Regions from separate parts of the Homo sapiens genome. Here region 2 is linked to region 1. A link is a contact called in ENCODE Hi-C or POLR2A ChIA-PET data. All regions are on one chromosome and are shown on one strand. The core of a region is the stretch at or near the end of the contact, and the rest is flanking DNA. Distances in the headings are between cores, read along the strand shown. Region 1 overlaps PTPRK (protein tyrosine phosphatase receptor type K). Region 2 has its middle 50 kb from the start of THEMIS.

Region 1 (7,192 bases), core at 3,184-5,683:
GAATTATGTTCCCACCAAATACATTTATGTGAAATGTAAATCATATGCACACACATATTGCACACCCTCCTGTGTTCATAGATGGCCACCCTTCCATCATGAAGCATTCTGCTTACCACAAAGACCCCATCCTCCATCTCACTTTCAGCTTATTCCAGTAAAATCAATTGTCACAAAGGGTAAACTTGGAGTAGAAAAGAAGTAATGCAGGTAGTTTATGATTGGGACAGATGGAAGGGAGATGAGCCATCCATTCCAGCGGCTTACCTTATCTCATTGTTATTGACTTTGAGGTGGTTGTAGTGTGAGAATGGAAAGGGTTTAATGGAACCATGCTGCCATCTTGTCAATATAATGTCTAGTCAGTGTGCTAGTTAAAATGAAATTCATTTTTTAAATTTAAAATTTACTTAACATTTTAGACTTTTAAAGGAAATTTAAACTCTAAAGTCTACTTAAATGAAATACTCTGTGTCTTCTTTTTCTTGAGAAGCAATGTAGTAAAGTTTTCAAAAGCAACCTAGAGGCAGGATGACTCAGGCCATTCCCGGCTTCACCACTTGTTAGCTTTTGTGCCTTGGTTCAATTACTTTTCTTTAAAATGAACATGAAAATAATACCTACCTCGTGTGATTGTAATGAGGATTAAATCAATTTATGTGTGTGTATGTGTGTGACTGTAGCTTGGGACAGTCTACTTTATATAGTAAGTGCTTGACAAATGTAACTTATTATCAGCCCAGTCAATCAAACTTCTCCTCCTCCACCAGAGTAAAAATGTCCTGGCAGAGTTTACCAAATACCTAAGAGCTAACCCCAAGTGATGCTTATTAGTTTCAGTTTCTCTTGACCTCTTTCTTATGTTAGATATTATTTGCCTTTACCTAGGTCTTTTTGGAAAACTCAGCCTCCCAAATTTTCAAGTTGTTGTTCTATTTCTGCAGAACTGCACCAAGCTTTCACAGTTTTCACCTCCTCCTGCTAGAGGTTTTCACCTCCTCCTACTAGAGGTTTTCAGTCTGTACTAAGCTAGAACCATAGCCTGATCTCAGAATTGGCAGATACTCCCATGGGAAAGAATAAAATGGCTGGAGATTATTAGATAACATCAGAGACGCTCTCACCTTCTAAAATGTGTGTGCATCTAGATGCCACTGTTTACACACGTATCTGAAATCTTTAAATTATTGTTATTGTAATATGCCTGGCCTTTCCTAATCCTTTTATTAGGAGTGTTGACCTGCTTGAAACCTCCTGGTACCACCACCCTTTCTTTCTTAACCATTCGATGTTGGCTTTATATCCGCTGGTGGCCTTTTCAGTCTTGACTTTCATTTCCAGTAGTTTTCTTCTCTTATTTATCTTCTTATGCCATCTTACTCACCAATCACTTTAACTTTCAAATTAGTCGCTTATTCCCTTCCATGGAGTTATCTGATATCCTTCGTCAGATAACTTCGAAATTTATACCTTTATTTTACCCTGATAATCTTCTCTTCCAAATCTATCTATCTAGTTATTACTTAAGCATTTTCCACTGTGTGTTATCATAGGCAAATCAAATTTGAAATGTTCAAAACATACTTCATTATTTTCTCCCTCAATTTGTTTCCTTTTCTGTATCACTAGTCCTGAGAAGGAATCCTGACAGCATCATTCACCTAGTAGTCTAAGCCAGAAATCATTGAGTTGTCCTATATTTCACAACTGAGTCAGTAAGTTCTACCTTCTCTGCTTCCTTAGTATTATTTTTATCTTTCCTTTTTCTTCTCATCTCACCATTCCCACTACTTCTAGCATATTGACTTATTTTTTCTCTCCATATCATCTTTCACTTTATAGCCAAATATGTTTCTATTAGACCAATTTGATTATATTCTATTCTTACTTTAAACATCAACTTTCATTACATTTTAAAAAATGCTTTGCAAATACTCCAAAATAATGTATGTATCCCCATGAATAAAGGAATCAAATACAACATTGAAGAGCTGAATGCTAAATCTGTTTTCTCTTGAAAGTCACAGCACACATTATTATTGTTATTTTTTTTTAGAGTCAGGGTCTTGCTCTGTCGCTCAGGCTGGAGTGCGGTGGTGTCATCCTACCTCACTGCAGCCTTGAACTCCTGGGTTCAAGCAATTCTCCCACCTTAGTCTCTTAGTCTGTGAAGTAGCTGATACTATAGGCATGTGTCACCACACCCAGCTAATCTTTTTCTTTTCTTTTCTTTTCTTTTTTTTTTTTTTTTTTTTTTTTTAGCGACAGGCTCTCACTGTGTTCCCTAGGCTGGTCTTGAACTTCTGGGCTCAAGTACTCCTCCTGCCTCAGCCTCCCAAAGTGTTAGGATTATAGGTGTGAGTTACCGCACCCAGCCACAGCACACATTAAAAGAAAGGCCATATCAAGCTTTGCTATTGACTATAACTACAAAACTGTAAAATGAGCTTATATTTAAATCTAGAAACTTTTTTTTTCTTAACATTCTTGGATATAAAACTATTGAGTGCTGTACTCCTGACCTCACCCTCATGGTATTTAAGGCCTTCCATGCCTATGTCTCTAATCTCATCTCTTCCCTTTTGAGCCTTTGTAGCCATAGAGATTATATTTATTTAGTTTTCCAAACATGCCATCCCAATCTTTTTCATTGTATTTGTTCCTTTGGCCTGGAACATCAATAATCTGTTGGTTGACACTCATCCTTGAAAATTCAGCTGTTTAAAACTCAGATTATCTTACTAATGTGTTCAGTGGTTCACATACTGCTTGGCACATAGTAGGTGCTCCATGTATGTTAAGTAAACAACAAAAATGGAAAAAATCAATATGCGAAAGTTTACCTTTAAAGAGATTTTCTATGTCTGCCTATATATTGCCTATTCAGGATATATAACAATACTTGGTAATAACTGCTTAAAAAATTTAAGCTGCTTAACCTCTGTAACGTAATTTTTCTTCAAATTTTATATTTTGATTTGTTTACCTGTACAAGAGTTAGGAAATTACTTACATTATAAGGTTAAATTTTTAATTCTTACTGAACAAAAATTAGATTTACTTTTGCATATATTTAGCTATTCCCCTCCACTGTAGAAATTCCTTGAAAACTATTGTTGTAAATATTTTCTGTTTCTTTTTGACAGGTAATATTTGAAGCTGAAGTCTCAGGAGGGAGAAGTGGTTATATTGCCATTGATGACATCCAAGTACTGAGTTATCCTTGTGGTAGGTTGTGATTAAGAATTGTATTTTTCTATGTCCTTTCCACACTTGCCTTATATTGGCAGTGACTATTGATTGTTTATCACTTGGTTTTTGCTGTCTCTCTTGTTATTGTTAGTCCTAGCCTTCTATTGAGTTTTAAAAGGAAACTGATATCTTTCTAGAGTTTTTGAATCAAATATTTTTCAAACTTGTAACTAATTGTATACCTATTAGGAGATTCTTTTAAATTATTTCATTACTGAGAACAAAATATACATGCAAAGGCAGCTGTTAGTAGGACTTGTTCATTTTTTTGGCATCATTAAATTGTCTAGAAAAACAGAGAAGAATAGCAAATCAGAGTTCAACAGAAAGGAAAATATAAAGAAGCCTCATGAAGTTATTTGATCTGAGTTGAGGGCTGGGGTGAAATGAAGAGAAATAATTAGTTCACCTTATTCCAAATTTAGGACTACTTTTTTTCTCCTCTGTCATAATAAATGTCTGGCTAACTCATGAGGTCAGGAGTTTGAGACCAGTCTGGCCAAAATGGTGAAACCCTATCTCTACTTACAAAAAAAAAAAAAAAAAAATTAGCCAGGCGTGGTGGTGCACACCTGTAATCCCAGCTACTCAGGAGGCTGAGGCAGGACAATCACTTGAACCTGGGAGGTGGAGGTTGCACTGAGCTGAGATTGCACCACTGCACTCCAGCCTGGGCAACCACAGCAAGACTCCGTCTCAAAAAAAAAAAAAAAAAGAAAGCAAACAAAACAAGAAACTCGGTTTATTAATACACAGTTTTGTTATGCCCTTAGAGGCACATTGATTGGTTTTCAGATGGTGTACCTAAATTTGTGTTTACATCACAGTCCATGAAAAACAATTACTGCATGCATTCAGTAGAGCCAGGCAAAAAACAGCTGGCATAAATTCAGACTTTGCCTATATTTCCCAAAAGCAGCATTTTATAGGGCCCGTGAATTCTGGGTTATCTGTTCAGCAATCCTCCCTGAGAAGCATCTATAACACATTGTAAGCAGCAGGCTGGGGCCTCTTGTGAGGGCCAAGACCTGTGCTCCTGCTGAGTGGTTGTCAAACTCTAGTGTGCTTCGGAATCACCTACAGCTGTGGTAAATCACAGATTGCTTGGCTCTTCCCCTGGTTCTGATTGAATAGGTCTGGGGTGGGGCCTGACAATTTGCATTTCTGATTCCAGTGCAGCTGATGTTGCTGGTCTAGAGTTCGTAAATTGAGAACTGCTGCTTTAGTTCATGTTCTAACTCAAGAATTCCTTATTTTAAATCTCTTCCTGAGAGGTAAGTCACTAGAGAAAGATGTAGCCAGTAAGGGTCAGATTATATATACCACGTGGTGGTTGGTAAATTCTAAGAAAAGAGAGAACAAAATCATCTCATTTAAAGTTCAAGCTGCCTTACTAAGTTCTTTCAATCTGTAGTTTAAGAGAGCTGTGTTTTTATCTACTGTTTATTTTTCACTTCTTGAATGATAGGTGTTAAGGAAAGGCTTTCATAAGTGCACAGAAAATGGTGGATTGAGCACAACAGCAGTTTTAGGGTGATACGGCCCTCCATGAACTTTTCTTTTTACTCATGAGCCTTAGCTTTTGCTGTTTATATAAATTTCCTTTCAATGGGAAACATGGATGAGGCTTCAGTTTTAAAAGGTAGTTTCAGAGGATACTTGTCAGTCATAAATCTTACTTATATTTTGACTGCAGTCATTATTTTTGTTAGTCTAATATGGGTATTTATTTTGGATTACTATACTATGGTTATAATGGAATAGAAAAAAAGTTTACCAGTTTAGCTGGTGTTCTTTTTCTGAGAAGCAAAAATATTCCCTTGTTCTTTGAAGTGCTGTAGAGGGTTATAACTATTGATGTTTTTTTTAAAAAAAGATCTAACTGCTTAAAATGTAGCCTAATAAGTTCAATGGCCGTGTCACTGCCAGTAGTTTAGAAATCATTATATGTTTTCATTATATCTTTATATTAGGTTCTGATTTCATGTCAATTTAATCTCTTTTGGTTGCTTTGACTTGTAAGTTTGTAACTGTTTTATTATCATCCATATACAACATGCTATGGCAGCAGTTCAGCAGCAATTGTTGAGTGCTCACTCTGTAGAGAACAATACTCCAGCAATTATGGAACAGTAAGTAATAGAGCTATTGAGAAAAAGAGAACTATGAGAGTCACAGAGGAAATGGTGTCTTCCGGCACAAAAAAAGCCCCTCAGTTTTCTTCTTTCTGATGTTAGTCTTGGCCAAAGGTAAAAACACTAATGATAATATTCAGCTGGAGAAAAGTAACATGGCATATTTTCTTCATGTGAAAACAAATACATTTTTTTTTCCCTTCCTTCACAGATAAATCTCCTCATTTCCTCCGTCTAGGGGATGTAGAGGTGAATGCAGGGCAAAACGCTACATTTCAGTGCATTGCCACAGGGAGAGATGCTGTGCATAACAAGTTATGGCTCCAGGTAAGGCCAAGTTGGCAGCTGAGCTAAAGAGTATACTTTATGTTTTAAAAACATTGCAACAGGACTGTTTGTTGTCTCATCCTTTTGAGTGTGTGTGTGTGTGCGTGTGCACACGCATGTAGTGGGACAGGCTGTCTGCGTGAGTTTAATTACAGATTCATGTTAGAGATTTCCTTTTCTGAAATAAAACACATGAGCAAATAATTAATAAGTATTTTTGTTAGGATCTGGTGAAACACAATTCTCTCTGTTATATTCAAACTGCAAAAAATTCTGTAGATCCATTTGAAATATGAATAAGAATGATATTTTTTCTTATTTAATAATATTTTTAAAACTGAATTTACAAGAGTTAAGTAGGAGCTGTCATACTCTGATAAATTCTTTAAAGTATTTTAAGAAACCCTTGGGAATATTTCAGGAAGTATGAATTGGAAGAGAGCCAATTAAATTTTTGAGTTTGAGGGTTAATCACAGATCTGAGGTGAAGACATTTGCCTTTCACATATTACTTCCTTAATACATTTGTATTTAATTATGATTTAACATACATGTTGGGGAACTGTAAATGGTGCATATAAACAGATTTAAAAGAATCTGAGATAAAACTATAGACTAAGAAATATGCCTTGCCTTCAGAGAATTTATAGAAAGTCTATCTGTCAGTGCTAGGGTGCTAGGGGCTGGGAGGAGCTGAGAGCAGCTCTAAAGCCAGGAAGCTGGACCTAAAACAGATGGCTATTGAGCGAAGTATTTGAAGCTAGATGATGTGTAAGTAATAATATTCTCTGAGCACCTCTATTATTATTTTTTAGGTTCTCTGCATCAGAATGAGGAAAGAGATTTAATAAGTTGTGAATTTTAAATTCATGAGAATGCCAATAGAGACCAAAAAAAAAAAAAAAAAAACAAGATGAGTTTAATTTCTTCAACATAGGCATCATGATTTTTTTTTTACTACATCCTTTAGATAGGTGAAAGTAGTGTTGGGGATAACTATTAGTTTGCAGGTGGTTGTAATAAAGGTTATAATAAATGAATATTGAAATAATACCTTGTATAATGACTGATATGCTGGGTGTTATATTTGTGTTATTTCATCAAGTTCTTCCAGCATTCCAATTGGAGGTTACAACAGGTGTACTTCATATTAATCTAATTATTACTACTTTTATAGCTTATTTGATTTTCAAGTGTCAGGATACCATATTTTGTGTCCAAATATGAAAAGGAGATGAGGGTCCCTTTTTTCTGTGATTATGGTAATTTCTCCTACAGAGATTGAAAAATAGGATAATTTTTCCTGGAAAGCATGTTGTATAATGTGCAACCTGTTTTATCAAATAAATGTCAAGTCAGTTTTCTTATTTCTCTTCCTATGCCTAAATAATAGTTTAAAAATGATTTTAGATATATGTTCTAATCGTTTTGCTAGTGATTTTTTCATTTAGATGGGAACATTAGCTGGCATTTGGCTT
Region 2 (7,379 bases), core at 2,764-5,263, 290 kb after region 1:
TTATCCCCAATGAATTAGGAAGTTTGCACCAGAATGTGAACTATACCACTAAGCACACCGTTTGGCTCAGCTGACAATTTTTTTCTTAGAAAGACTTTTTTGATGAAGGAGTAGTGCATTGATTTATTTTCTGGTGGAAGCTCCTTACCTCACTGTTGCAGGCACGTACTTTGAATAGCTGCTTCCTGGTCTAGAGGGAGCTTGATTATCTTGACACCCAGTAGAATGCCATGTTGGAGCATATTAATTTTACCATGTCATCAGGAAGAAACTAACAACCTGATGCCTTAGGAAGACAAACACATGACCAAGGAAGGGAGACAAACCATGTGAAAGTTCATAGACTTGTGATCATATGAAGTTTCTAGTGTGACAATGCTGTGAAAATGGCAGAATATTCCTTTTCAAATTAGAAACAAGTTGTCTCACTTTGCACAGTCCACAAAAGAAAGAGCTCTAGCATTCAGTATGTCTCATTGAAACTGGGACGCGACAAATTCCATATTTGGATATACTACTCTGGCCCAACCACCAGGTAACCTATACAGCTACCTGTTCCAAGGGATATTTAGAGCAAGGTGGGGTTATGCAGCAGGTCCAGGCTTCTGTGCAAGCTGACCCATCACTTAGACCTGTGACCCAGCAAAGTGAATTGTACTTGAAGTATTTGTGGCAGAAAGGGATAAAATCTGTTGCCAGCAACAATGACATCACCAGACCGCTGAGGTTTTAGAGTAAGGCTAATTCCTCTTCTTCAAACTACTATCCTCCATTGGTAAGGCTGCTTTTAGTTTGTTTCTTGGCCCTGGTGGAAAAGAAGCAGATGATGGTGGTATGGAACACCAGCGATATAGGTATGGAGCTACCATTAAGAACTGAGTGCTATCTGACCCATAGAATTACGAAGTGGGATGTGTGCAGCCGTTTTTCGTGATTAAATGTAACTTATACATATGAATATAAGACTGAATTTGAAAATGTGAAGAAACCACAAGTATATTTCAGGAGTGGTGGCTCAGAATCCTCTAGCATCTGCTCCTGCTCTTCACCTCCTCTTCCTGAACTCACATCTATGATACCATTGAGATGATAAAACAATTGTAGTTTTGTTAGTTAGGTACAAGACCCTTCTTGTTTTGCAGGGTCTAGACAAAGGGTTGGCAAACAACTGCCTATGGGCCAAATCTAACCTGCCACCTGTTTGTCCTGATCACAAATTAATAATTTTTACATTTTAAAATGGTTTAGCGGGGCCAGGCGCAGTGGCTCATACCTGTAATCCCAGTACTTTGGGAGGCCAAAGTGGGTGGATTGTCTGAGGTCAGGAGTTCAAGACCAGTCTGGCCAACATGGTGAAACCCCGTCTCTACTAAAAACACAAAAAATTAGCCGGACATGGTTGCAGGCACTTGTAATCCCAGCTACTCGGGAGGCTGAGACAGGAGAATTGCTTGAACCTGGGAGGTGGAGGTTGCAGTGAGCCGAGATCATGCCACTGCACTCCAGCCTGGGCAACAGAGAAAGGCCTCAGCTCAAAAAAAAAAAGAAAGAAAAAAAAAAGGTTTTGGGGAAGAATCAAATGAAAACTAGGAGTTTGTAATGTGTAATCATTATCCAAAACTCAAATGTTAGTGTGGGTGCAATCTATACTACAATAGCTAAAGCCTAAAATATTGACTATCTGGCTTTTTATAGAAATGTTTGTCAAACTTGTTCTAGAAGCTGCCGAACTACATTGCCTAAAATGCTTACCAGCAGATTAGATTCTGGTAATGAGAGAGGTTTGCAAGAGATTTAGAAGGAAGAAAAGAAGCAGAAGGTAGTAATCTCCTACGGCGTGTAAGAGAACTGCATGGGCTTTGGCAGATGGCTCATAGGAGGTTTTGCCAGCAGCTTTTAGGCCTTAGCTTACAAATTCACCACAGAGGCTCAGCCCAGATCACAAATGACTCCTGCACTTTATGGGCTCCTGAATTCTGATGTCAGTTTCCTCCCAGGCTTTGCTCTTCCTCCCTTCCAAAGTCTTGTGTAAGTCTTACATTCCTATATTTAGTCCCTTCCTCCTCGACATACCTAAAGTGGGGTATGTCTTTTTTTTTTTTTTTTTCAGTTGGAGTCTTGCTCTGTTGCCAGGCTAGAGTGCAGTGGTGCTATCTCGGCTCACTGCAACCTCCACTTCCTGGGTTCAAGCGATTCCCCTGCCTCAGCCTCCTGAGTAGCTGAGACTAGTGGCGCACGTCACCACACCCAGTTAATTTTTTGTATTTTAGTAGAGATGGGGTTTCACCATGTTGGCCAGGATGGACTCGATCTGCTAACCTCGTGATCCACCCGCCTCGGCCTCCCAAAGTGCTGGGATTCCAGGTGTGAGCCACCACGCCTGGCCTAAAGTGGGTATGTCTTATTTATTTATTTATTTATTTTTGAGATATGGTCTCACTCTGTTGTCCAGGCTGGAGTGCAGTGGCATGAACATGGCTCACTGCAGCATCGACCTCCTGTGCTCAAACAATCCTCCCACCTCAGCCTCCTGAGTAGCTGGGACCACAGGTGCAGGCCACCATGCCCCACTAATTTTTTGTATTATTTGTAGAGATGGGGTTTCGCTGTGTTGCCCAGGTTGGTCTCACACTCCTGGGTTCAAGCGATCCACCTGCCTCGGCCTCCTAAAGTGCTAGGATTACAGATGTGAGTCACCATGCTTGTCATAAAGTGCCTATTTCTGATTTTCTACCCAAACCTTGACTAAGTTAATAAGAAAAGCACTAAATAAGAAATACAGGGTAACTAGAACATAGCTACAGCTATAAGCAGAATTATGGGTTCTGTGAGAGCACGTAATGGAATTCTTACCTATTCTGGGAAATAGGGTAAAGTTTCCCTGAGGAAGTGAAAACTGATATTAGATCTGAAAGAATATGAGGAAGCTCTTGCAAAAGACTAGAGCTTCCAGGACAGAGGCAATGTAAGAAGTATGAGGAAAGGTATCCAAATAACCCTTTGGCAGGAAGAACGTCGGTGCTACAAAGAGAAAAATGTGAATGGGACTGAAACTCAGAAAGCAATGTGCCAGAGAAAGCTGGAGTTGGACAGAGAAGCTGTCCCATACAGGACCTTCCAAGCTGTGGGAGGGATTATGGTCTTTCTCCCATAAGCGATTGGGGGCCCACCACTCTGTTTTTCTCTCTGTTGGTCATACAAAACTTCATCACAGATGTTATAAGAGATGGGGCTTGACTAATAGGTGGAAGAGCCATGAGAGAGGAGAGTACTACAAAAAATGGACGAGATATAAATTGTATACCAATCAGTTTAGCAGGATCAGAGTGGAGATTCATTTAAAGACAAAGCACAAAGGACCTAACATTGACAGGAGTTTGGACTTTATTTTGTTAATGAAAAGTTATCCAGGCAACCAAAAAGGACACTTTTCTGGAGACTTTTTTCTGTGGTAGAACTTAAACTGAAACATCAAACTTGAATTAAGACTGAGAAATACTGTTGGTGTTTGTTAATGATTGTGTTTTGTGGTTCTTGAAGTGAGACAAAGGCTTAAAAGTACAGGAAATTGGTGGCTTTGGTAAAGTAAAAACTGAATTGTTTCATATTAAAAGAGGCCATTGCAAGGTTTGTCTTTATGCTATTGCTGTAGCAATAGAGGAACTAGATCATGGCACTTTTGAAGAGTAGATGAGAAAATGCCAGGTCTCCTCAGCTGTGCCTGCAGGTACCCAGGTCTGGCAATCTTAGGAAAAAGGCAAAGGAAAGAGGGTTCAGTGGAATTTGACACCAGGCCTTCAGGAGACATGAAAGAATCATTTAAACATGAGTTTAAAAGTACTATTTATTGTCCGAGAAAGAATAACATCACGTATACATTTATAATGGCTAGGTAAGAAAAAAAGGAAGTATTATTCTAGCAGAGTTGGCAAATGTTGCAGGTTAGCTTCCCCAAAAAGAGACCCGGAAATGGAGATTAGCATGCAGGCAGTGTGTTGGGTAGTGTTCCTGAGAACTACACACATGCCAGTTGAGGGAAGCAGGATTGAGCAGAAGGAGTTTAACCACCAGGCAGTTCTAACAAGTCTCGGGTGCCTCTTCAGGGTTGCCTCCATTGAGGCAGAGGCCAGGCCTTTGTATCGCTCCATGAACCGGTCATTGGCTGCAGCCTACCCAGAGGCAAAGGACAGAACCTTAAATGAGGAAGCTTCCACCAACCATGGGTGATATCTGGAGGGGCATTCAGCTAAGTGCTGTCAGTAGTCAACAATTCTGGCAGCTGGATGATGGGTGCATGGCCTTAAAGAAAGTTGTGTGTCTAACGCTATAGCGTTCACTACAGTTCACTCCTGTGTGTCTCTGGATCTTTTACTTCATATAATGTAGTGAATTCACCCTGTCTGGAGGCAGCTCCTACAAGATTATGGTTGGTCTCTACCACCAGGGAAACATACAAGAGGAAGATTAACAGTACAAACTACAAACTCCGGTGCTGTGGCTAATTTCAAGGATATTTATCATTTTAAGTTTGCTTCACCCTTAACTAGCTCCTCTGCTTGTCTTGATGGCTCACGTGGTTGAGTGATGCAGACCTTCGTCCAAGAGGAGTGAGAGCTCCTAATCCCCATGTATTTCTCAAGCACAGCTGCTATACTTGACTATTACCTGTTAATAGTGGACACCAACAGATACGCCAGTGCATCACTTTGATGCCAAATGAATCCTTCCCTGCCCACATTGTATACCATCAGCCTTGTCTCCCCCTGAAGATCAGGATCAATTATACCTGCAAGGATGTTGACATTGTTCTTTTCCCACCAAGCTCTAGGTATAAAGAGACTAAGGTAACCAGAGGTCAACTTTGACTTAATGTTTAATGGGACTCTCACTTTGTCCTTTGGTGGGAGGGAGTGTTCCTAAATCTCTAAAGCTAAAAGAGCCTAGAGTTAAAGGTACAGAATACAAACTTCCAAGTAAGTCACTCAGCTTGATGATCATTGAGGCCACTCTTACTTTCACCCCTTGGTTCCTGTTGCAATGTATTTACATATGGGGAGCACAACACAATATAATGAATATCAATGTGTTAAGTGTCTCATCATGAAAGATAGTGCCCTATTATCCAAGTTGGTGCCTCATCTTTACATCCAAACTGGTGCTGCATCTGTACTTTTAATAAGCTACTCTATCACTCCATCATCTGATGGTTTCTGGGTAGTATAGAAAGTAAGAGGACAAGTGAATCCCGTGACCATGAGCTTGCTGATGAACTTCCTTTGCTTTAAAATAGTTCCTTTGGTTTTATTTACTGTTACATGGGATCTGTATTGGTGGATCAAAACTCTATAAACCTTTGGAGAATGGTACTGGTTAAAGCCCTTCAAGCAGAAAAGGTAACCCATACCCAGAATAACTGTTGATTCCAATCAACATAAATCACTGGTTATTCTAGCATAGATGAAATCCAATGTACTGAACTTGCAACCACCTGTCAGTGGCTGTCACCCCAGCCATTTGGCAGTGGCTAAGAACAGAAGCTGTGTAAACATCGATTAGCTGTATAATTCTGTCCACTCGGTTTCGGTGGATATTCTCTAGTTTTAATATGCAATATGCTTTCTCTGATAATTCTACCCACATATATCTTCCCCAAATCTCCTTGTCTGCAATCTTACAATTTTTTTTTTCATTCCAGGGCCCCAAGCAAAGATCCAAGCCACTGGTCATTATCCATGAATCCATGCATATATGTCTACTTATATTTTCCTGCAAAGTGCATGACCAGAGGCACTGCCCAAAACTTTACTGAGTGCTATAATTTCTTCTTCTAGCCACTGTCTTTCAAGGCCACCACTAAGTGGGCCTGCAGTAGAATAGCAGTCTATTGTCAACGTGCACCCATGTGCTGAACTAACCAATTTATGAACTTTGCATGGCCCTCTGCCTCCTGTGTCAGCTGGCCATAAAAGACTTCTCTCATTTACTATAGCTGTTTGATGAGAGAAGGGTACTGGTGCAGCAGTAGTGGATGGCACAGACTTCTGAACTATTCGATTGTGCAGTTGACTTCACTACTGTTGCTTGCTCCAAGTGATACCAATTCCATTTTACAATGGATTGATTACTGCTAGGTCTGATTGACCCTATGACTTGGTGGGTCTGAGATAACCCAACTCAAGGTGGGTAGTTCTGTCACTGTGCATCCAGGTTCAGATGCTCCATTTCTACCAGGACCCAGTCAAAAACCAACATCTATTTTTAGAATGATGCTCAATCATCTAAACATCAGACAATATGGAGATGTTTAGAACCCATACTGTTGCTCCAGAACCCATACTGTTACTCTTCTATTTGGTGGTACCCTAAATGCCATATGGCATCTTTCCCAACACAGATAACTTTAACATAAGAAGGTCTGCCAGATCGAAGGGCCCAAGCAGCAGGAATGCTTGTATGCACGGCAGCTCGGAACTGTTGCAGTGCCCTTTCCTGCTCTGGACCCCGTTTAAAGTCAGTAACCTTCCTTATCAGTAAATGGGATGATATAGTTTTCCCAAGTATGGCATATATACTGCCTCCAGAATTGGGAGAGTTCTGCTAGGCATTACACATCCTTCTACTTTAGCGGCTCAAAATGCAATTCTTAGTTCTCTAATTTGGACAGTTCTTTGTTCTTTATATTTGTATGTCTCAGTCTGACCCACCGCTACACTCTTTTTTTTTCCTTCAAAATGATGGTCATGACAGGATTCCAACCAGTCCCTGTCTCTTTTTTTTTTTTTTTTATGAGACAGAGTCTGGCTCCGTTGCCAGGCTGGAGTGCCGTGGTGCAGTCTTGGCTCACTGCAACCTCCACCTCCCCAGTTCAAGTGATTCTCCTGCCTCAGCCTCCCAAGTAGCTGGGAATACAGGCATCTGCCACCACGCCTAGCTAATTTTTGTATTTTTAGTAGAGACAGGGTTTCACCATGTTGGCCAGGATGGTCTCGATCTCTTGACCTCGTGATCCACCCTCCTTGGCCTCTCAAATTGCTGGGATTACAGGTGGGAGCCACTGCACCCGGCCTGCCTCTTAAACTCTTAAAATCTTTACTGATGTGGCATGTCACTGATTCTTTGTAGAGTTTCTCTGCTGCCATCAGAAGTGATTGTTTCTTACCAAAGCCTACGATGTATTTGCCATTTCTTGTTCATCAGGTCTAATTAGCAGTTTTTCATTGAATTGAAAGAATTCTTTTTTTTTTTGGAAATGTCCAAATGTGCAGGTTGCTTCCAGCTATATTACAACAGAGTGTCAGAAATACTGCAGCTCCAGGGCAAGATCACAAATAGATGCTATTGCTTATCTCATGTGAATGTGAACTACTTTAGGTCCTCTT

Evidence for each region. A loop is a pair of places that touch in the nucleus more often than their neighbours do. ChIA-PET counts read pairs that join two places held with the same protein, here RNA polymerase II (POLR2A). Pooled maps may share reads with other maps.
Region 2: a loop to region 1 is called in a pooled map, with 2.9 times the contacts of the local background. The contact joins two enhancer-like sites. A Hi-C loop is called at or near these places in 7 of 37 single-sample maps with no recorded cell type and 8 of 50 pooled maps. POLR2A ChIA-PET finds 5 or more read pairs at or near these places in 2 of 52 experiments (BJ and naive thymus-derived CD8-positive, alpha-beta T cell).

What each region holds. Positions count from the first base shown.
Region 1 is chr6:128,238,557-128,245,748 of GRCh38, reverse strand. PTPRK (protein tyrosine phosphatase receptor type K) reads left to right here. Exons shown (of 30, transcript NM_002844.4): 4 at 3,147-3,228; 5 at 5,599-5,714. Among named protein-coding and RNA genes, the nearest start is that of PTPRK-AS1, 210 kb to the right of the region's middle. RefSeq lists a silencer at 5,291-5,585. Within about 2 kb of position 4,433, at least 2 of the 41 ENCODE cell types and tissues checked have a DNase peak (open chromatin) inside an H3K27ac peak, as active enhancers do.
Region 2 is chr6:127,947,570-127,954,948 of GRCh38, reverse strand. No RefSeq gene overlaps it. Among named protein-coding and RNA genes, the nearest start is that of THEMIS, 50 kb to the right of the region's middle. Within about 2 kb of position 4,013, at least 3 of the 41 ENCODE cell types and tissues checked have a DNase peak (open chromatin) inside an H3K27ac peak, as active enhancers do.